Regions from separate parts of the Homo sapiens genome. Here region 1 is linked to region 2. Evidence: chromatin loops called from intact Hi-C (ENCODE). Cell type or tissue: B cell. All regions are shown on one strand. Each heading gives the region's core, and the rest is flanking DNA. Links, peaks and the distances in the headings are about the cores only. Region 1 overlaps TRIM2 (tripartite motif containing 2). Region 2 holds the start of LOC105377496 (a long non-coding RNA gene).

Region 1 (11,968 bases), core at 2,075-10,074, 76 kb before region 2:
GCAATCTTCCCACCTTGGCCTCCTAAAGTGCTGGCGTTACATGCATGAGCCACCGTGCCTGACCATAATTGATTTTTGTATGTTGATCTTATATTCTGCAATCTTGCTGAACTCACCTATTCTAGGAACTGTTTTTATAGATTCTTTGGGATTTTCTATGTAAACATCATGTTATCTGCAAACAGGGAGAGTGGTTAATTTCTTCCACTCTAATTTGTAAGCTTTTTATTTCCTTTCTACCTTTTGTGCTGGCTAGAACTTCTAGTATTATATTGAACAAGAATGGTGAGACATCCTTGCAGACATCCTTGCTCTATAGGGAATGCATTCAGTCTTTTACTATGAAGTATGGTGTTAGCTATGGTTTTCATAGATGTTGTTTATCAAGTTGAGAGAGTCTTAGTTTTCTGAGAGTTTTGTCATGAATGGGTATTAAATTTTGTCAAATGATTTTTCAGTGTCAATTGATATGATCATATAGTTTTTCTTCTTTAGAATTTTACTATGGTGGATTATTACATTGACTGATTTTCTTTATTTTTATTTTTATTTTTTAAAGGGCAGCCTCCCAAGCCAGAGTAGCTCAGAGACTCCCTGATTTTCTAATACTAAACCAGTCTTGCATTCCTGGAATAAACTCCACTTGGTCATGGAGCAATTTTTACATATTGCTGAATTATATTTGTTAATATATCTTTAAGAATTTTTACACACAGGAGGAATATGGTCTGTAGCTTTCTTTTTTGTACTGTCTTAGCCTGGTTTTGGTATCAGGGCTTCAAAAGCTGATTGGAAAATGAGTTGGGAAGTATTCTCTTATCTTCTATTTTCTGGAAGAAATTGTATACAATTGTTACTAAATTCTTTAAACATTTGGAAGAATTCCATGGTGAAATCATCTCCATCTAGACATTTCTTTTTGGTGTTTTAAAATTATGAATTAAATTTTCTTAATAGTTATAGGGCTATTCAAATTATTTCATACGGGAGTTGTGGAGTTGGTATTTTTTGAGGAGTTGTCTATTTCATCTAAGTTGTCAAACTTGTGTATGTAGAGTTGTTCACAGAATTCCCTTATTATCCTTTTGATGTCTACAGAACATGTATTAATATTAGTATTTTGTGTCTTTTCTCTTATTTCCTTTGTCAGTCTTGCTAGGGTTTTGTTGGTTTTACTATCTTTTCAAAGAGCCAGTTTGCTATTTCATGGATTTTCCCTATTGCTTTTCTGTTTTGAATTTCATTTCTTTTTTTTTTTTAATTTTTTGAGACAGAGTCTCCTTCTGTTGCCCAGGCTGGAGTGCAATGATGTGATCTTGGCTCACTGAAGCCTCTTCCTCCTGGGTTCAAGCGATTCTCCTGCTTCAGCCTCCTGAGTAGCTGGGCTTGCAGGCGCCTGCCACCACACCTGGCAAATTTTTTGTATTTTTAGTAGAGATGGGGTTACACCGTGTTGGCCGAGCTTGTCTCGAACTCCTGACCTCAAGTGATCTGCCTGCCTTGGCCTCCCAAAGTGCTGGGATTAAAGGCATGAGCCACAGCGCCCAGCCTTTAATTTCGGCCTTGCTTCCTTCTGCTTGTTTGGGGTTTGCTCTTTTCTTTCTAGCTTCTTGAGATGGCAGCTTAGACCATTGATTTAAAATGTTTCCTCTTTTCTAATAGAAGCATTTAGCGTATTAATTTCCCTCTCAGCATTGTTTTTGCTAAATTCCACAAATTTTGATACGTTCTATTTGCATTTTCATTCAGTCCAATATATTTTACAATTTTCCTTGAGACTCCCTCTTTGACTCAAGGGTCATTTAGCACAATAGTGTTTTAAAATTCATAAAACAAAACACATGGGATTGTAAAAAACCATATTAAAATATAGCTATTGAAATATTACTAAATTATGATAGAGCAATATGTGTGTGCTTCTAAAAATTAGCACATTAAATAATAAGAAATAGTAATGGGTCTAATAATTACTGTAATTTTGAAGTAGTGATGAGAATAAGTGACAATTCAAGATTTTTGCAACAATATGATATGAAAATTTCTGTGATTTTTCTTGGTGACAAAGTCATAGGCATTACTAAAATTACTATGATTGTTGCTTATATTCATGATTAAGGGAAATGATAATTTTCAGCCAGAGGTTCATAAATATAATAATGTAGTATTTTTATTCAATGGCCCCCTTGAATTCTATCTTCAGACCCTTTGTGGGGGTCTGTGGGGTCCATATTAAAACCCCAATTTAGAGGGTTTCAGTCTGGTAACATTTTTTCTACTCCATCTTGCTGAGTTTGGTCCTTCTGGTGAGAGTATCTATGGTTCTATGTCCTAACCAATGGAAAAGAGAAAACATTCCAGTTTGGGGGACAGCAAATTCTTCACTTTTAACAAATACCAAACACTCTAACCATATACATTAGCACATTGATCTACCTGGATCCTGCTGTTTCCCCAGTCGGCCACAATGATGTTTCCATTTGAATCCACTGCTACACCTGTTGGAGCATTAAACTGCCCATTTCCTTCTCCATTTGAGCCAAACTTCAACATGAATTCTCCTTCCTGATTAAACACCTGTATGAAATATTTTTAAATTATTTTGTTTTACATCAAAATACTTGAACCAACATGATGGATTAAAAAAATATCTATTTGAGCAGGTTATTTATAACAAGACTTATCATTTAAGACATTCTAAAAAAAGAAAATGAAATCTACAAGACAGACTGCATATCATTGTGGTTCCCCAAATTACTGTATAAATCTGATTTATCATTTGTTAAATCATCACTTTTTTTGGCTTATATCTGGTTATTAAATCCTTATGTGAATGATACCTTTGTTATAAAATACTGTACAAGTAAGTATGAGTAAGAAGTGCTATAATTTTCAATAATATTATTCTTCCCACCTTTAAAGAAATTGCTAATTTCAAGAATGGGCATTATATTTATATTTCTAACAGGATGGATGACCATTAAAAGTTGGATCAGAGAGTAGGAGTTTTTTGTTATGCCAGATGCTCAGAATTTATTATCATTTTACTACATCAACATAACTAGAAAGAGTAGGCTGGACTCCATACTTAGAATGGGAGAAATTCATTGCATGTGTGTGTGCACATGTGTGGTAGCAGCAGGTGAGAAATAAGAGAAGGGCTTTTTTATTTACCCTCAGAAGATATTTTAGTTCGAGAGTTTATATGATCCTAAGGCTTTGATGAATATAAAAGTAGTTTCTATTACTCTATTTTCTATTACTCTTTTATCTCTCAGTAGAGAGACGGGAAGCTGTTAGAAGTAGGGGGCTAAACAGAACTCTTAAGCAAATTCTCTAACATCTGATATGGTCAAGCAGTGGAGTGCTGTGGTTAATTACATATTCTTATTAATAGAGTGCTACTAAATATGTATCAATACAGATCACTGATTTTGAAAAAAGTAAATGTTAATGTTTAATGATAACACTATAGTAAGCATAATTGTATCTTGATGATTCAGATGATACCTAATGGTTTTGAAATGTCTCCAGGACATTATTTTTAACTTCCATTGTCATGATGCCTAGATGCATAGAAATATTCATTGACAAATCTGAAAGTATTATGTAAAAGGCACTTTGAGAGTAAGGTTTCCTCAAATGTAGAACTGAAAGAGCTCACTATATTTGAGTACAGATCTTCATTTGGGGATGATCTCAAGACCTTTTAGAGAGCCACCTGTTGTCATCTCTGATTACAGAAGATCAAAATGACCATTACTTTTAGGTAAGTACCTTGGGAAAGTAGGACACTTCCATCTCTACAGGCTAAACTCACATTACGATAAAAAAGAAAGAGTCATGGCTACTTCCTGAATTCATTACGTACTTGCCAAGAAAGCAAGCCACCTTTGTGGTTCTTTAGAAAGGACCAGGGCAAGAACAACCAGCTTTTACTAAGATGCCATATTTAAATTTTTTTTCTGACTCTTTTTGTCTCCTTTTACATAACACATTGTAGTTTTAAAGACCAGTGGGAACATGTTTATGCTGGACACAATTTATTATTCTCTATTTTTTTCCCTTACTAAGCCCTACAAATAGTCATTTTGTTTATCTTTCTTTCTTTTTTTTTTTTTTTTTTTGAGATGGAGTCTTATTCTGTCACCCAGGCTGGAATGCAGTGGCACAATCTTGGCTCACCGCAACCTCCACTTCCTGGTTCAAGCAATTCTCCTGCCTCAACCTCCTGAGGGCCTGGGGTTACAGGCGCCCACCACCACGCCCGGCTAATTTTTGTATTTTTACTGGAGACGAGGTTTCGCCCTGTTGGCTAGGCGGGTCTCGAACTCCTGACCTCAGGTGAGCTGTCCGCCTTGGCGTCCCAGAGTGCTGGGATTACAGGCGTGAGCCACTGCGCCCAGCCTTGTTTATCTTTCTGAGTCAATATGTTTTCCTGGGCATAATCCAAATGACTCAAGTAGTTTTGCTTCATTTTGGGATAATGAAGGATGCCAAATCTAGTCTTACTTGTTTTGTGATGAAAAGAAAATATATTCTGCAGATAGCTAAGAAGCTAACTAGACCCCTTGTTAGCACTGACCTATAGATATGCATTTTACACTTATCAACAGAGAAGTGACCTGAATTCAGAACTATTGCTAACTGCCCAGCATTACATGGGGAAGAAAAACCCAAGTATTCCATAAAACTTATTTGGCAATAGTTGTCAAAAAGAAGAGAAACAACAACGAAAGGCTATGGTTTTTTAAAACAAGAAGAAAATTGAGTTTAAATAAATAGCTAAAATAATCTACTTCTACCATGCTGAAAACTTGAAGAGTTTTCAGAATATTAAGAATTATAAATGTTTCATATTTTCTATTTTTCCCGACTAAAATGCCATTTAATTACTTAAAAATTATTCACATGAAAACAAATTAAGAGGCAGAAGTATCAGCTTAAATAGTTTTTACAGCTTTGCTTTTTACAATAAATATTTAAAGCAAGTTTTTTAAAAAAATCACCTTGATGATAGCCCTTTCCTGATTTCAAAATTCTGCTCATGTCAAATACCATCTCCACTTGGAAGTCTCCTCTGATCATCTTAATTAAGGAAATCTTCTCTTTTCTTTTGGAAAGTTAGGAAACTTTATATGTACCTATTTTATGAAACTATTTAGTGCTACCTGCCTTGCATTTTGGCTACTTACATATGTTTTAATTCTTTCTACAGTGTCAGCCAGGACTGGTAAATAGGAGCCGTCCCACATACCAATGCCAGTTGATTCTTAGAGGTTGCCTGGAGCACTGGACAGGAAAGGCTCTGAGATCACAGTTGCGCTTAGTAGAAAAGAGCCACTTGATTAATTATGACTGTCTTTCAGCTGGGAGTGGGCAGAACCTATGCAAGCATTTGCTGGCCTTTGTACTATTAGGATCTCATATGGGTTTCCTTCTTGCTGAATGCCCTGTAGTTATATGAATGATTCCTCTACAAAGTGAGTGAGAGTAGGAAGTATGAGAACAACCTGTGTTATCCTTTGACAGTTGTGCTCATTCTCCAGCACTGTTATAACTCTTGGGGAGGCAGTCCCCAGCCCGGTTACTGCTGCCTCTTTGCTCTCTACTTCCGTCCTTCTTTGGCTACCAACTTTTTCCACTATCCTATTCCTTTTACCAAGACACTTCCCATGGACAGTAGTTTCAGCAGAGAATGCAGATTATCTGCATTTGAGTGTAGGGGGGACCTATGCCACCATGTGAGCATCTCTGGAGAGACAATATGGCAGGGAGCAGTTTCAGAAAAAAGCAACGGTGGGCACCCTGTTCCCTTATCCTGACCCCATTTCCGCAGCCCACTGTGCGCTACTGTCTGCACAGGGACTTGGCACCCATCAAAAAGATCCAAGCCCTCTCCATTTACTCAGGTTAGAGGCTCTCCAGGATGCAGAAAGGACATCACAGAGAGTACCTTTGGGTGTTAAAAAACCTACCCCTTATCTAGCTATCGCAGTCATTAGCACTGATAAGTCATTATTAATTTTGGTTGCTCAGTCATTGTTTCTAAGTGCAAACTTTACTCACTGGCATACCATCCTCTGCTGTTTCCTTATCATTTTTCCTTTAAAATGACTCACCTTTTAAAATTTAGATTAATGTATTTAAAAGAAAAACTTTATTATGTCTGTAAGTGCAAAACAGCATCACTTGATGTAAACAAAAGGTAGCCCTAAAATAAATGCATAACTTAAAATAAAAATATCCACCAGTGTACTGCCTATGGCCACGGATCATACCTTCAGTGGAACATGCATCACACCTTGAGAAGCCTGATCTAGGATATTACTAAATATTTCCTCATCATTTCAGTAAGTGAGTAATGTGTTTTGAACCATTTTATTATTTCCTGATTTTCTCATAATAAAGTTCAATTCTCTCTCCCCTGGTACCTAGTAAGAAAGATATACTATAGGTCACTGTTTTCTAAAGAACACCAAATGTGTGAAAGCATTCTAAGAAGTATAAAATATACTGTATGAATGTATGCTAGGATTATCCCCCTCCCCATGCTGTCTGTTGTTGTAACAGAGTCGAACATCTAATTTTTTTTTTAACAAAAAGATGCGGAAAATTGAAAAAGTGATTTTAATTTATTGACTAGCCACAAAACATTAAGCTTCAGAAAGTTCTGCCTCTAAGTTCAACGAATTGCTTTTTAAAATTTAATTTTCAAGTCCTCTTCATTTGCACCAGTTTCAAATTAAGCAACTTATTGCCACCACATTTTATTCAATTTCCTGACTTTCCAAGGTCTGTAAGTCCAAGTTAAAACCGGCATCTTTGAGCAGAACAAAGTCTACTCTGCTGGTTAACTCCCTTTGGTGCCATATGTAAGTATTGCATTATTTTCTCGCAGACCAATTTCTCCATAAAAGCAGTTAAAAGTTAACAACAACTCATGTGCTTGTAGTACCTTGACAGAATGATTATGGAAATCTGTAATAATAATCTCATTATTGCTATTTACAGCTGCAAAATGGGGACCTGCAATAAAGATGGAAAAAAATATGTGATGACTACAACAAAAGTGATTACATATAGCAGTTACTGTAACAAACAAACTTAATATATTAACTTAGTTATTTAAGAAAGTACAAAGAATCATAGACTCAGTCTTTGAAAGATCATTCAGCCAGACCTCCAGTTGCAGATAACATGGATCCTATATTATTCTCTACTTGCGCCAGTCTATTCTGACTCTTTCTCAAGCAGGCTGGGAGTTCTAGCAGCCCTAATGAAGTGGGAGGAGCAGTAAGCATCAGAATTCATTCTCCGTGCCACCATCTAAAAGTCACATCTGCCAGCTTCCCTGAGTATCTGTTAGTCATTTTAGAGCCCTCAGCTCCCACCAAGGAAAGACGTGGCAACTCAGCATTGGAAAAGAGACTCCAATATGTAATTTTTAAAAATTGATTAGCTGGACATGGTGGCACATGCCTGTAGTCCCAGCTACTTGGAGGGCTGAGGCAGGAGGATCACTTGAACCCAGGAGGTCGAGGCTGCAGTGAGCTGAGATCACGCCACTGCACTCCAGCCTGGGTGACAGAGCGAGACCCTGTCTCAAAAACAAAACAAAACAAAACAAAACAACAGAAAACCCACACTATAATTCTGGGTGACATTCAGAAACTTGGCAGAACTGGAGACAAAGCATAAACAAATATTATGCAAATTAATACTAAGTGCCAAAAGCATCCTTTCAAAAAGAAAATTAATAAGCTATTTTCAGCCTCTTCTTGCAAATGCAAAAACCTAAATAAGCTTGTGATTGCAAAGTGCTACACCAAAGAGACGTAAAACAGACTGCCCTCCTTAAACCTAGCAAATATTCTAGACTCCTGTTCTCTTACAATAACCTAGAAAGGTGAAAAAAAATTCTCATTCAGTGGCTTTTTAAGCAAAGTTACAGCTAGGCTGAAACAGTAGTTATTCCTTGTTTTTCAAATATTTTTATTTTAAAATTTATACCTTATTTAATATGAATATTTCAAAGCTAGACTTCTGAGTTGTGAACTGCCACCGATAAAAACCACACAAGGACTGCAGCTCAACTTACTGCCGGGTGGGTGGCGGTGACTAAGGCTCAAGCAACGAAACATGCTTTTGCTTAGATTTTATCCCCAGCATCTTTCCCAAAGCCAGCAAACACACTAGGGATGCGGTGTCTTCAACATGCTCCAACATCATGCAAATGTGAGCAGAAGAAGCATAAAAAAGGGGGTTTACATATTACCATCGAGTGTACCTGCAAACTGCCTGTCCCCATTTCCTCGGCTACCAAACCTGGTGACTATTTTCCCGTTTGGCTGGAAGATAAACACGCAGCACGCCTTGTTGTCCACAACAATAATGTGCCCATTGCGGTCCACAGAAACTCCTTTGGGTCCCATCAGCTTTCCTGATCCAATTTTTGTCTGTTTGAAACAAGTACAGAAATAGAAGTACAGTATAGAGTCAAAGTTTAAACCACTACAGAACATGAAGATAAACACTGTTTTGGTCAACATTTACCTGAAGGTTCAAACGGGTACACAGCTACTCATATATCACAATGAACTTCTGTCTTGGAAAACTGGCTTTGTCACATCCATTATCTGCTGCTGATATCTATATAAATCCTTATTCTTTTATTTATTTATTTATTTATTTTTGAGACGAAGTCTCATTCTGTTGTCCCAGCTGGAGTGCAGTGGTGCAATCTCGGCTCACTGCAACCTCCACCTCCTGGGTTCATGCAATTCTCCTGCCTCAGCCTCCTGAATAGCTGGGACTACAGGCGTGCACCACCATGCCTGGCTAATTTTTTTTGTATTTTTAGTAGAGACAGGGTTTCACTTTGTTGGCCAGGCTCGTCTTGAACTCCTGACCTTGTGATCCACCCACCTCGACCTCCCAAAGTGCTGGGATTACAGGCATGAGCCCTCGTGCCCAGCCCTTAAAATCCTTATTCTTAAAAGAGATCACCACCAAAAATAGTCTAGGATCCCCTAAACTGGGGTCACAGTTCCCTGCTGAAGAGGCGGTGTGATCTGGTGAAAGATCACTGGATTATGACTCAGAAGAATGACCTACTTCCATTGCTTGCTTTAAACACACCTGGAATAGCACAGATGGATTTCATTTCCTTAAACTTCAGATTCCTTATACATTAAAAAATGTCCAAAAAATGACAACTCGACAACTCCTAATGGCATTTTTGGAAGATGTATTAAGTAAAATAAGGTAGGTAAAGGGTTTACTGTAGAGTGTAGCACACAGCAAGCAGTCACTGTAGGGAAGCCATCACTGTCATTGTTATAGATCATAATATCAAAATTGCCTGGCATCTAGCATTAAACTTTACGAGAATTAAGTTCTCCTTGGGCGGGAGTCACATCTGTTTTATTCACCATTGTGTACTCAGGGGCAACACACTTCTTGGTGCATAATAAATATTCAATGAATATCTATTGGATACATTAATTTTAAAAGTCTAGCATTATTATAGGGCAATCATAATGATTAAATGGCTCCACTTTTTATCATATTTTAAAATAGGGGAAAAGCATTTGATTTCTATCAATCATATACCGTATTTTAAATTTTATTCCTGTTCTTGAGTAGACTGTGGTGTGTATTTAAATGTCTATTTGCCATGAGATACAGGTCTTGTACCTTTACTTTTCTTTCTATAGCTTAATTTTCTAGACTACGTATAAAGAAGTGCTTCACTCATTCACTTATTTATTTCCTAATTCTACAAACACTGCCCAAGCACCCACTATGTGCCTGACGGTATTCTAGGCACATGGCAAACAAACACAAATAAGACGTAGCTCTTGCCCTCAAGTATGTCTCAGTCACATTGCAGGGACAAACATGTCTACTGTATCTCTTTAAAGAGTGTGGTATTGAGTCTTCATTTTAATATACTTGGGAGAATTCAATTAGGCCATCTCAGAATGCATGTGAAGTGAAAACTTGATGACGCCACAGCAGACAAGGAAGGCGAAGGACCACCCCAGGTGAGGAAACAGCAGGAAGGAATGTATGTTAAGTCAGGGAAACTATAAGAACCACAGTTCTCCCTGGCACCCAGGCTTGACGTGTTGGAGGGAAGCAGATCTATGTGTTTTTATGAAAGAACTCTTCGCCGGGCGCGGTGGCTCACACCTGTAATCCCAGCACTTTGGGAGGCCGAGGTGGGTGGATAACTTGAGGTCAGGAGTTCGAGACCAGTTGGCCAAGGTGGTGAAACCCCATCTCTACTAAAAATACAAAAATTAGCTGGGTGTGGTGGTGGGTGCCTATAATTCCAGCTACTCAGGAGGCTGAGGCAGGAGAATCACTTGAACCTGGGAGATGAAGGTTGCAGTTAGCCAAGGTCGCGCCACCTCACTCCAGCCTGGGTGACAGAGCGAGACTCTGTCTCGAAAACAACAACAACAACAAAAACTCTCAGACATGCTATTAAACAAATTAAGGTAAGGAACAATGAGTGTAGTCTGAGTCCACATGTGTTATATGTGTGCATGTATGTACATAGACTTCTGGAAGGAAAAGTGAGAAATCAGCGTCTATATCTTAGAAAACCCAAAAAGTTATATTCTCATAGGTTATGCTTTAGCCTTCTTATTTTATCTCTCTATATTAGTGCTGTCTGATAGAAATATAATGTGAACCACATATGTATTTTTAAATTTTCTAGTAGCAGGATGGGACTTTGCATGATGGGGACTTTAGACTTTATATGCTCCTTTTATTCTTCTAAGTTTATAAATGATGAAGATTCAGATTTCATCTCTTTAGAGCAAAGGAACACAATTACTTAGGAAAGAAACAGTGGTTTTCTTGGCAAGAGGAACTGCTGTGTAAATTTGATTCTGATTCTCCAATCTAGCCCAAAGATCAAAGAGGCTATAACACAATGGTGGGTAAAGAAATGGCATTTGTTGTTTCATGTCTAAATGGAGGGTAAGTCAGCAGAGATCAAAAGGGAGAGAAGGCACTTCGATGATTAAAACAAGAATGTCATTACTACCTAACATTATGAACACTTGTAGTTGCTTAGATGACTCAACCAAATAATATCAAATGGATAATTATCTAGAATAAAAAGAGAAAATAAAGGGTTACTTCCATTCTATCATGTAGTGACAACTAGGGCAGATCTGAAAGAATAACTTAAACATTGAACCAAAATTTCTTTACACTTCCCTTCATCACTCCTAGTTTAGCTGCACTGGATTCAACCAAGTGAAAGGTAAGAATCCCTGCATTTCCCTGATTGTGTCAACCCCATCTTAAACAGAATAGTAAACAACAAAAAATATATATATATATTTTTTTTTTGAGACAGAGTTTTGCTCTTGTTGCCCAGGCTGGAGTGCAATGGCGCAATCTCAGCTCATTGCAACCTCTGCCTCCCGGGTTCAAGTGATCCTCCTGCCTCAGCCTCCCGAGTAGCTGGGATTACAGGCGCCCATCACCATGCCCAGATAATTTTTTGTGTTTTTAGTAGAGATGGGATTTCACCATGTTGGCCAGGCTGGTCTTGAACTCCTGACCTCAGGTGATTTGCCCGCTGCGGCCTCCCAAGGTGCTGGGATTACAGATGTGAGCCACTGTGCCCGGCCCAGCAAAAATATTTTAACCCTGCCTTTGGAATGGTTTAATCAGGGTATTTAACTCAACAAATAGTTCCTTAAATTGAACAGGAAAGAGATGAGATATTTTAGAGTAAGGTGGCCAGAGGTGTTTCCATTTGTTTGGATAGAAAAGGTTTCTAGATGGGCTGGAAGATAGGAGGCAGTGGGGAAGATAGAATAAATTCAGAGGAGGCAGAGAGAAATAAAAATTAGGGCTAATAAATTGGTGAATAAAAGAAAAGGAGATAAGATGTTACATCTCTGGAACTACTAGGAATAAATACAAAGAGTCTACACTG
Region 2 (11,968 bases), core at 2,697-10,696:
TCTCATTCTCTTCTTCCAGTCAACCCAGATTCTTGAGACCTATAACTAGACCAGGTCTCTGTTTTCTGAAGGTGGAGAAGTGGGAGAGATCTTTGGTCTTGTTGCTGGGCTTCCAGCCAGAGGATGTTAACTTACTCATTCAATCATTCATTCCAATGAAGACTTGTTGAGTGTCATGTGTTCCAAGCACTGAGTAGGCAATGAGGATACAGAGAAGAATTTAATATTTCTGAGCCCTCAGGGAGGTCACAATCTAGTGTGGGAGATGGATTAGTAAGCAAGCAATTGCAATGCAGAGTGGTAAATGCTTGAGAGCAAGAGGAAGCAAATGCTCTGGGCGCCCATAGAAGGGATACACAGGGCCAGGGAGGTGTGCGGGGTGTGCGGAGCATTTCAAGCACTGAGTGCAGCACAGTCAAAGGCATGAGATGGTTCATGGGACCAGCGAGTAATACCTAAGTATAGCTGAAGCCTGGGGTAAAGGTGGAACAAATGCAGGTGATATCTGTTTCTGATCTTTTACCTGGAATTGGGAATATTTTTCCCCTGGAAATAGCATTACATAGGATAGCTGGGTTTCAAACACCCTCACCACAATGGCTTAACTACTATATGGGTTAAATGGGTTTTGGGGGCTCAGCTGTGAATCTAACAAACACACATAATATTGCTTATTATAGGAAAATGCAGCCTCATTTTTAGCATATGTCTTGGCAAATGAGTCCAACTGTTTATAAGTTGGGGCTTGGGTAACCGTGGGAGGCCCCCACGGAAATGCCAAGCATCATCTCCTTGGCACTTCCTGAAAACAGGTAGGTAGATGGTAATAGTGGCTGCTGGTTATGCTTCTGAGTTGGAGTTTCCCATATTGTGGCCTCAAGTGGCCGGACTCGGGGGTCTCAAGGGCAGAGAAGAGCCCAGGATTCTTGGGATTACAGCCACTGCACACCTTATTGACTTCTTGGAGCTGTCTTGCCTCTCCCCACTGTTTCCATCCAGCTGAATGGAGATTAGAGCTAAACTGCCATCAGCCAGTCTGACTATGATTTGTGCACTGGAGAAGTATACAGACAGTGCCTATGCATAAGAAGAGGATGTACGCTACTAAATTGGGATTGGCAGGAGCATGAGAGATAGCGATCCAGTATTTACTGACCCTGTATGATGTGCCAAGTTCAATCCAATGCACTTTATATACAGTCTGCCTATCCCTGCTCAAGAAAATTTATCCCAGAAAATGAACATCTTAGGATGGCATACAAAGTAATTTACAATCCGGCATCTGCTTCCTGATTATTTTCCACCTTCTGTCCTCCCTAGTCACACTCTGTTCATAAGACATTCTGTTACTGGAAAGCGGTCCCGATCCAGACCCCAAGAGAGGGTTCTTGGATCTCCTGCAAGAAGGAATTCAGGGCGAGTCCACAGTGCAAAGTAAAAGCAAGTTTATAAATAAAGTAAAGGAATAAAAGAATGGCCACTCCATAGACAGAGCAGCCCTGAGGGCTGCTGGTTCCCCATTTACATGGTTATTTCTTGATGATATGCTAAACAAGGGGTGGATTATTCATGCCTCCCCTTTCTCGAACATATAGGGTAACTTCCTGACATTGCCATGGCATTTGTAAACTGTCGCAGCGCTGGTGGGAGTGTAACAGTGAGGAGGACCAGAGGTCACTCTGGAGGCCATCTTGGTTTTGGTGGGTTTGGGCCGGCTCCTTTACTACAACCTGTTTTATCAGCAAGGTCTGTATGTTGTGCCGACGTCCTATCTCATCCTATGACTTAGAATGGCTTAACCATCTGGGAATGCAGCCCAGTAGGTTTCAGCCTCATTTTACCTGACTCCTATTCAAGATGGAGTTGCTCAGGTTCAAACACCTCTGACAGTTCCACATGTATTTTTTTAGCAGTGGCTCTCAGCCAAGGAATGGTACCAACCCCTCCCATGGGGTAGTAGGGTGTGCATTTGGAAATGTGAAGGGGCACTATGGCTGTCATACCCAGTGTGTGTGGGGGTGGGTAACTACTAACATTTAGTGCCTATGTGTAGGGATGCCAAACCTGCTCCAATGCTTGGGAGAGTACGTTAAAAGTACATCTGTCCCCACAACACTAATGTCAGTAGCATCTCCTTTGAGAAACACTAATCTCTAGGCTCACTTACCACTTGTTCTGCCAGGAACACTCTCAGCCTCTCCTGCCTCCTGCCCCTGGTTAACTTCTTGCGCTCCTTTAGAACTCAGCAAAGCCACCACTCACTTTAGGAAGGATTCTCTGAGTCTTCCTCTGATGCCCAGATCCTCCCACCCACAGTCTGGATTGAGTACCACTCCTGTGTACTCCACAGCATTCTTGCTAGAAACTGTTGAAGGTTCCATCTTTTACCTTTAATTCACTAACCCTTAGTGCAGTGCCTGTCACATACTAGGTGCCCAATAAGTAGATAGGGAATGATGAAAGTTCTATGAATGAACAAATGACATAATATGACATAAAGGTGAAAGTTCATCTCAGAATTAGTTGGATCAGAGACTGTTATGGATAGGCAATTCTTCATATCTGGTAGTTTATGATTTAGAAGGTACCTTCATAGGCCAGGAGTGGTGGCTTACGCCTGTAATCCCAGCACTTTGGGAGGCTGAAGTGGGTGGATCACAAGGTCAGGAGTTCAAGACAAGCCTGGCCAAGATAGTGAAACCCCGTCACTAATAAAACTACAAAAATTAGCTGGGTGCAGTGGCAGGTGCCTGTGATCCCAGCTACTCAGGAGGCTGAGGCAGGAGAATCTTGAACCTGGGCAGCAGAGGTTGCAGTGAGCCGAGATCATGCCACTGCACTCCAGCCTGGGTGACAGAGTGAGACTCCATCTCAGAAAAAAGAAAGTACCTTCATAGATTTTCTCTTTGATCCTCAAAGCTAACCCAGAAACGGGTAGAGCAGGCATTGTTATTTTAGTGGAAATTGAGATTTAGAAAGGTAAAGTGACCAGCCCAGGATGGAGTAACCATAATGTAATAGAGGTGAACTAGAGTCCAGGTCTTGTGGCTGGCACCGTTCCTCTTTCAGTATGTCACCTGCCCCAGGATGTGCAAGAACAGGAACAGTAATCAGGCAACTCCAGAGTAGAACAAAGCCAGCTAAGTAGAGAGGTGATGTGTTTCAGTGTGAGATAGATATAACCAACTAGAAGAGGCAAACAAATCAGGAGCTTATAAACGCTGCCTAATGCAATCATTTCATTTTCTGTGTCTCTGATTTCAACAAGCTTTATTGGGGTTGGAGGAGGCAGATAGGGAGAGATTAGTCAACAGATATAAAGCTACAGTTAGATAGAAGGAATAAGTTCTGGTGTTCTATTGTACAGTAGAGTGACTACAGTTAACAATAATGTATCGTAGATTTCATTTTTTAACTTGTATTTTTTGAGACAGGGTGTCACCCTGTTGCCCAAGCTGGAGTGGGAGTGCAGTGGCGTGACTGCTGCTCGACCTCCTGGGCTCAAGCAATCCTCCCACCTTAGTCTCCCCAGTAGCTGGGACTACAGGCGTGTACCACCATGCTAAGTTAATTTTTTGTATTTTTTTATGGAGACAGGGTTTTGCCATGCTGCCCAGGCTGGTCTAGAACTCCTGGGCTCAAGTGATATGCCCATCTCAGCTTCCCAAAGTGTTGAAATTACAGGCATGAGCCACTGCACCTGGCCTGCATATTTCAAAATAGCTAGAAGAGAGAATTTTGAATGTTCTCACTACAAAGAAATAATAAAGGTATGAGGTGATGCATATGCTAAGTACCCTGATTTAATTATTACACAATGTGCATCCATATGGAAACATCACACTGTACCTCATTAACATGTCAAGTAGAAAAAAATTTTAAAGATATAAAGAAAAACAAACATAAAAACTTTATGAAAAGTATTGCCCAATGGTTTTATGAAAGAAGATGGTAAGAAGTAATTATTTCCAGCCTTCAGTTCAGTCATGAGCAACTGGAGAGGAAGTATTGTTATGATGGATTTCACAGTTCAGCACTCCAGGTGTGGCCCTCAAAGCCAAGCTCCTTCTGGACAGTCCAGACTCTCTGTAGTCAGTTTGATTGAGTGGTTTGGTTTGGACCCCAAGAGGCCGAGCCCCTTCCTCTCTACTGGCAGTAGCCCTGGTGAGGCCTCCTATGTTTAGGGGTTGGGATCATTCATTAGTGGCTGTGGGGGAGGTTTTAAGGACAAACAGGACTGTCAGGAAGTAATGGTGAATGAAGCAGAAAGGACTTTCTCTTAAGCATCCTTAAAAGAGAAAAGGTGCAAGTTGGCCTTAACCTATTGGGGTTATGTGGATAGGAGTAGATTAATTGGGAACCAGCTGACCCAGTTCCAACCCAAGAATTCACACCAGAAGTGGCCTGGCCTTCAGATGACCCTTTAATGTTATACATTGCACAAGTGATTGTGTGCCAGGTGGTATACAAGGCACTGGTGACAAAAAAATAAATGACACAAACAGAACCTCTCAAAATCACTCCTGGGGACTGAGTTATCTGCCTTCAGCTCAGAGTCTCAAGGATCAGGATAGCCCTTTGCAGCCGGGCTGTATTTGCAGTAAAGGTGACCCAGGTCAAGCACCCCTGACTCCCTGCCCAGTATGTTTCCCACAGGGAGCTGCCCCAAACTGAAGACATATCCAGGTGGGATCTGCCCAGCACAGAGCAGAGCAAGACCATCACTTTGCTTGCTCCAGGCTCTATCCTTCTATTAATTACCTCTGAGGTCCTGGCACTTTTCTCATATTGACTCATATTGGACATAAATTCATGCCCAGCAACCCTATCCAAGGAGGAATTTTGGTTGGTCTGGTATCATTTATTCTTATGGAACTCAGGATGCTTTTTTTTCTAGGTACTAACAAACCATCCCATTAATATTCCTTCTCTAGCATTACTCTTGATAGGGAGTTCTGTAGTTTTGTAGAAAAGACTGAAGTAGGCCTGGTGTGGTGGCTCACGCCTGTAATCCCAGCACTTTTGGAGGCCAAGGTGGGCAGATCCCTTGAGATCAGGCGCTCGAGACCAGCCTGGTCAACATGGCAAAACCCCGTCACTACTAAAAATACATAAATTAGCCAGGCATGGTGGCGCGTGCCTGTAGTCCCAGCTACTTGGGAGGCTGAGGCAGGAGAATCACTTGAACCCAAGAAGCTGAGGTTGTAGTAAGCTGAGATGGGGCCTCTGTACTCCAGTCTGGGTGACAGAGTGAGGCCCTGTCTTTAAAAAAGAAAAGAAAAGAAAAAAAAAAAGACAAGCAAAACACAAGGCTCTGCCATGCACTGATTATTAAATGCCCAAGTAATAACATGTCTACTCCTTCATTATTCTTTGTCCTGCTCTGACTGTAACAAAAAGCAAAAGCACGCAAACACAAAGCTCTTTTGTTTCGCCCATTGCTTGGCCTCGAGAATTCAAAGTTGACTCTATCTATCTTGAGTATACCCGGAATGTAATCTCCCGGTGCTAACTATGGGTTCCTGATTGCATCCGTGTCCACATCGATGTGCACATCGGTATCAAGTATTGTTTTTCTCTTAAGCAGAGCTCCATTACCACACTTCTCATTTTAACAATTAAATTCAAGGCGGTGTCAAGTTCCTGCTTGCCTCACCAGTTTACCTTGTTTAATTAATGCAGTGGTTTTGACTACAGGGCTGGGATTTAAGAGTTCGGGAGTCTCCGTGGGCGACTGAGCTGGTGGAGGCTGAACAGAGGCCCCCAGGGCCGGGGCGGGAGCAGGGAGGTGGCCGAGGCGGGAGCAGGGAGGTGGCCGAGGCGGACGCGCTGCTAATAATGCCTGCCTCTTCCACACATGCTTTCCTCTCGGTCCCAGATAGTGGATTACTTTTAGACCAACATGTAATTCAGAGAGAACCTCGCAAATGTTCCTCTCTACTGACCAAATCACCCGACCTCTACGATTCCATCCTGCGGTCATAACCACCGACCTGGGGAAATCTCAGACAGCCCCGGCCACGCATGCCAGGCGGAGCCCTAGGGGCTTTCACCCCGCAGGCTCTGCCGGGGCCCGGGCTCCATAGCAACAGGCCCCGCCCCGAGGCGGGAGCCGAGCTGCGCTCAGGCGGAAGAAAAGAAGGCGGGTCCCCTCCACCCAGATGGCGATTGCGCGCCGGTATTCCGAACCTCTGTCTTTCCCCCACCCCCTCTAGGTTTCCTTTTCTAACCTTTTTGTCTCACCAGGAAATAGAACCACTTTGTAAAAGAACTGATTCAAGTGGTGGCGATGTGGGGAAGAGGAGGGAGTAAGGCCCGCGGTGACAGCATTAAAAGCTGGGAGCCCTGGGGATCGCCCCCGCCTGGCCCTCCAGCAACAGGAGTTCTCCCGACTGTGGCCTTTTCCCGTGTCCGGGGTCCACAGCTCTTTGCCTGCTAACCCTGGAGGGTTCTAAGCCGATGCGCCCATGCTGGGGGTGGGACTTTCTCCGAGTAACATGCTTGGGTTTCCATGCTTTGAAACCTGGAGGTGACACTGAAGTAGGAGCCTGGGCACCTTGGCAGAGGGAGCTAATCAGAGGACAGGGGAATCTGACACCATCCTCAGAAGGCTGCCCCTCCAACATGTTACCAGAAGAGTATTTTCCTAAGCAACCTGCCTGGCACTACAACTCAGGGTCACTTTCATCCACGATTAGAATCCTATGATGAAAGTCAGAATGCATCTGCGATTAAGGCACGGGCTCTGGAGACATATCTGGATTTGCTTTATCTGCAGGTTGCTCCTTGCCTGTCTGTTAGCTCGTTTGTAAAATGCTACCTCCTAATGCCATTGTGATGATTAAATGATCCAGTGTGTCACTGTCAGCCCCATGCCTAACACACAGTAAGTCTCAGGTGCGGTAGTGGAGAAGAGGATGGGCTCTAGAGCCAAGAATGGGTTTGGATCCTGGCTCTGCCACTTACAAGTTGTATAACCCTGGGTAAGTAATTTAACCTGTATTCCTCAATTACCTCAAGTGTACGGGGGATGACAAGGGTACTGACTACATAGCGTTGTTAGGAGAAGGAAATGGTTTGTTTAGTCTATGTAAAGAACCTGATCTAGGCCGGGTGCGGTGGCTCACGCCTGTAATCTCAGCACTTTGGGAGGCTGAGACAGGTGGATCACCTGAGCTCAGGAGTTCAAGACTAGCCTGGCCAACATGGTGAAACCCTGTCTCTATTAAAAGTATAAAAATTAGCCGGGCATGGTGGCAGGCGCCTGTAATCCCAGCTATTCAGGAGGCTGAAGCACAAGAATCGCTTGAATCCCAGAGGCGGACGCGCCAGTGAGCAGAGACTGTGTCACCGCACTCCAGCCTGGGGGACAGAGCGAGACTCCATCTCAAAAAAAAAAAAAAAAAACACATGATCCAATGCCTGATGCATCATAAGCAGTCAGAACATAAATTATTACTATCATTATTATGGCCACTACTAGATTTATGAGTTCCTTTAGAAATGACTGATAATTCACTTTTTTTACTCCTGGAGCTGGGCTCATTTAAGGATTCAGTAAGCATTTGTGGGGTTTTTTTGGGCATATGAATAGTTTAATAAAACACTACACTTCATCACCTTTTCATAAGCCAAATAAAATACATCAATAAATGATAGCGAGCAGAATCATGCAAAATCAGAAGAGATATGCCTATACAGTTTTTTTTTTTTTTTTTTTTTTTTGAGACAGAGTCTCACTCTGTTTCCCAGGCTGGAGTGTGGTGGCGCTATCTCAGCTCACAGCAACCTCAGCCTCCTGGGTGCAAGCAATTCTCCTGCCTCAGCCTCCTGAGTAGCTGGGATTACAGGCATGTGCCACCATGTCCAGCTAATTTTTTTGTATTTTTAGTAGAGACGGGGTTTTGGCATGTTGGCCAGGCTGATCTCAAACTCCTGACCTTAAATGATCTGCCTGCCTCGGCCTCCCGAAGTGCTGGGACTACAGGCGTGAGTGACCGCGCCTGGTGCCTAAACACTTTTATCACACCAGGCTGGACACAGCCTCCCTCTGCATCCTCACCCACTTAGCACTGGTGTCTCCCTGCTGTTTTTGACACAGCTGAGAGGCTGCAGTGCTACTTTGTTACTCTTGCTGAGGTCTCACACTAACTCTAGTCCCAGGCCAGTCCCAGGAAGGAAGAGAGTCTGTTCATGCCTACCTGCCACTGGTTCTCATGAGAAAGAAACCTGGACTTTTGTGCTGGTCAGCGGCCTGTGGAAATGAGTCCTCAGTGGCCAGCATCTCTCCCTTAGAGCCAGCAGCCTTCTTAAAAAGATCAGAAGAGAAATGATTCCTTTTGGTCCCCTTCCAGCGTCAGTTTTGCCCTTTGATGTAAGTCATCGTCTCTGGACATGAGAACGGGAGGCCTCACTTCCACATCCTCCTCCAAATGAATGCACTCTAAACAAACATTGATGCGCCTCTCAAGGTTGGCATTGCATCTGGACCAGTGCCAGGAAGCCACAAGGCCACCAGAGGCAGAGGGGAAGAGCAAGGGCGGAAGAATAGAAGTCAAGCAGCAGCAGATGGAATGTGTGCACGGTCAGGTGAGGCCTGACCCGAGGGTGTTGTGAGCCCTTGGTCAGGGTGAGCCCAGTGCCAAGCAGAGCCATCCATGACCTTAGGGCCAATGCTAGGCACCCTGACTCTTCCTTGATAATGTCTCTCATCCTCTATTCTTCCTCCCCCTTTCTCCCACCCTCTTTCCTACTCCCTATCCACTTCATTCAACAGATTTTTAACTTAGCTTCTACTATGTGCTAGGCACTGTGTTAGGAGCCACAGATAGTCACTATCCTTAAGGAATGTACACATTCTCATAACAGAGACAGATACTAAATCTCAAATAATAAACTAAATTAAATTACTTGAAATAGAAGTTAATTAAGCTTCAGACAATTAACAATTTTTATCTGTGGCCTCTACTTCAGACCCACCTAGGAAATACAGGCATGTTGGTGTTCTGTGGTGGATAAGAATCCAGGCTCTGGAATCAGACAAATGTGGGTACAAATCCCAGCTCTGATACTGCCCAACAGTGTGATTTTGGCCAAATTACACCACCTCTCTTACCCTCCTTTTCTTCATCTGTAAAAAGTAAAAGAGATACTTTTTACTTTTTAAAAGAGATACTTTTTATAGGGTTGTTATGAGGATTAAACAATGCCCAAAAGATGCTTAGCACGTTGCCTGGCACATAGGAAGACTCAAAATATGTGAACTATTGTTGCTGTTTAATTATACAAGCAAAGAGGTCAGCAAACCTTTTCTGTAAAGGGCCAGTATAGCAAACACTTTATTGACTTGTGAGTCAATACAGTATCCGTTGCAACTGCCCAATTTTATTGTAGTGTTAGAGCAGCCATTAACAGTAGGTAAAGGGGCTGGGTGTGGTGCCTCATGCCTGTAATCCCAGCACTTTCAGAGGCTGAGGCAGGCAGATTGCTTGAGCTCAGAAAATTGAGACCAGCCTGGGCAACATGGCAAAACCCTGTCTCTACAAAAAATACAAAGAAACTAGCCGTGCATGGTGGTGCACACCTGTAGTCCCAAATACTTGGGAGGCTGAGGTGGGAGGATCGCTTGAACCCGGGAGGAGAGGTTGCAGTGAGCTGTGATTGCACCATGCACTGCCATCCTAAGCAACAAAGACAGACCCTGTCTCAAAATAAATAAGTATATAAACAAACAAATAAATAACAGTTGTTAAAGGAATGATTATAACTGTGTTCAATAAAATTATATTTATAAACACTGAAACTTGAAATAATTTTCTCATGTCACAGAATATTATTTTTCTGTTGGTTTTTTCCAAATTATTTAAACACATAAAAACCATCATTAGCTCACTGGTTGTACAAAAACAGGCCGTGGGCCAGATTTGGCTCACAGGCCATAGTTTGCCCGCCCCTGCTCAAGCCTAACAAAATGGCTGACACACCTTTAGTAGATTTTGCTTCAGAGGAAAATCCAGTTGGTGGGTCTGTAATACCCTAACTCACTGTCTGGACATTAAGACACAACCTGGTCTGACTAACAACATTATAAACCAACCCAAGGATAGCAAAAACCTCGTAAATGAAAAACAATACCTACAGTTTACTTGTGCATAAGCCAAGATAAGTAAGTAAACAGAACTTACCATTGGCTTGTGCAGAAGATAAGAAATGGAAAAGATAATCAGTTCCTTAGACGCATGATCACCCTGTGTTTTGTAGGTGGAGGCAAGCTGCTCCTGACTGGTGCAAGAACTGACTGTGTGTGTACTTTGCTTCTCAGTGCTGTGCACAGACACGTGCAGCAAGAACCATCTCAGAGGGTCACAAGCCCCCTAGATTTTACCCACAGAAGATGGTAGAAAAAAGAACCTGTGATGAATGAAGAAAGCTGGGGAAAATGAGGGAAGGCAGGAGGAACCTGCCAGAAACAGGCCAAGTCCCACCAACATGGAAATCAGATCACAAATGATTTAGCTGTAAAACAGGTATCCCAAGTTATGCCATGTAATTCCCAATTCCATTCTTTCCTTTCCTTCTCCCTTTCCCTCTTAAGTATCTGTGGATAGAAACAGGATGTTATGTTTTACTTTCTCCTGCAATGTAGGAAGATATTTATTCTCTAGTTCATATCCAATTATTTGCAGGCCAGAAATTCTTTCTCTAATAATATTAAAATATGTACCTGTTCCAAAGACACTGCAATTAATAAAGTTGTTTCCCTCAACCCAGAGGAAATGCAAAGCTTTCTTATAAATCCATTCCAAGAATCAAATTTTTGTACATCTTCAAAAAACTATGTGTTGCTAGGTGCAGTGGTACACACCAGTAATCTCAGCTACTTTGGAGACTGAGGCAGGAGGATTGCTTGAGCCCAGGAGTTCAAGATCAGCTCGGGCAACATAGTGAGGCCTCCTCTCTAATTAAAAGAAGAAGAAGAAGAAGAAGAAGAAGAAGAAGAAGAAGAAGAAGAAGAAGAAGAAGAAGAAGAAGAAGAAGAAGAAGAAGAGGAAGAAGAAGAAGAAGAAGAAGAAGAAGAAGAAGAGGAGGAGGAGGAGGAGGAGGAGGAGGAGGAGGAGGAGGAGGAGGAGGAGGAGGAGGAGGAGGAGGAAAGAAGAGGAAGGAGAAGAGAAGAAGGAGGAGAAGAGGAAGGAGAAGGAAAAGGAGGAGAAGAAGAAGGAGGAGAAGAAGAAGAAGAAGAAGAAGAAGAACAAGAAGAACAAGAAGAAGAAGAAGAAGAAGATGGCAGTGGCACAGTAGCTCATGTGTGTAATCCCAGCACTTTGGGAGGCTGAGGCAAGAGTATTGCTTGAAGCTAGGATTTCCAGACTAGCCTGGGCAACATAGGGAGACCCCATTTCTACAAAAAAATTTAGAAATTAGCAGGAAGTGATGGCGCATGCCTGTGGTCCCAGCTACTTGGGAGGCTGAGGCAGGAGGGTCACTTGAGCCCGGGAGGTTGAGGCTGCAGCAAGCAGTGATTGTGCCACTGCTCTCTCTCCAGTCTGGGCAATAGAATGAGAGATCCTGTCTCAAGGGGGGGGGGAAAAAAAAAAAGGAGGGGGAGGAGGAAGGAGAATAAGAAACCACATATTATCCATGCCTAGCCATTTTTACTAGATAAAGAATTTGCTTATCTAGCCTGATTGACATGTTGAACTGTCCTCAAGGTCAGATGTCACAATAATACCCTCTGACTTAGTAAGGGCTCTCCTCTGGGAAGAACATGGCCCAGGTACAGATGTCTCCATCCTTAATAGTTTGAGTCATAGATAACAGCTGGCTGCCTATCAGGTTGCCACTTGGTTTTAACTACTATCTGCTGAAGAAAGAAAGCAAGTCTATTACCTGAGACTTCTGTCAAAAGCAAAAAGTGAGGATCTGGGATCTAGCAAGGATGTAACTGCATCCAGTGCTCCCCATCCCTAGC

What was found. Hi-C counts contacts between places; a loop is a spot of excess contacts. Peaks named below come from ENCODE experiments on the same cell type or tissue, not always from the same donor. Only the 100,000 strongest peaks of a DNase experiment are listed, where the experiment ranks them.
Region 1: a loop joins it to region 2, with 2.0 times the contacts of the local background. A loop is called at or near these places in 5 of 110 quality-filtered maps.

What each region holds. Positions count from the first base shown.
Region 1 is chr4:153,319,136-153,331,103 of GRCh38, reverse strand. It overlaps TRIM2 (tripartite motif containing 2), which reads right to left. Exons shown (of 12, transcript NM_015271.5): 9 at 8,288-8,456; 10 at 6,956-7,026; 11 at 2,434-2,574. Among named protein-coding and RNA genes, the nearest start is that of MND1, 20 kb to the left of the region's middle. In B cell, for the core only: no CTCF peak of the experiment used is centred there; no DNase peak of the experiment used is centred there.
Region 2 is chr4:153,243,435-153,255,402 of GRCh38, reverse strand. The region is part of intron 1 of TRIM2 (tripartite motif containing 2); the gene reads right to left. LOC105377496 (a long non-coding RNA gene) reads left to right here and starts at 6,864. Exons shown (of 3, transcript XR_939360.4): 1 at 6,864-6,983; 2 at 8,355-8,589; 3 at 10,261-10,769. RefSeq lists an enhancer at 5,672-5,721. In B cell, for the core only: no CTCF peak of the experiment used is centred there; DNase peaks (open chromatin) are centred at 3,082 and 6,062; H3K4me3 peaks cover 1,575 bases; H3K27ac peaks cover 1,362 bases.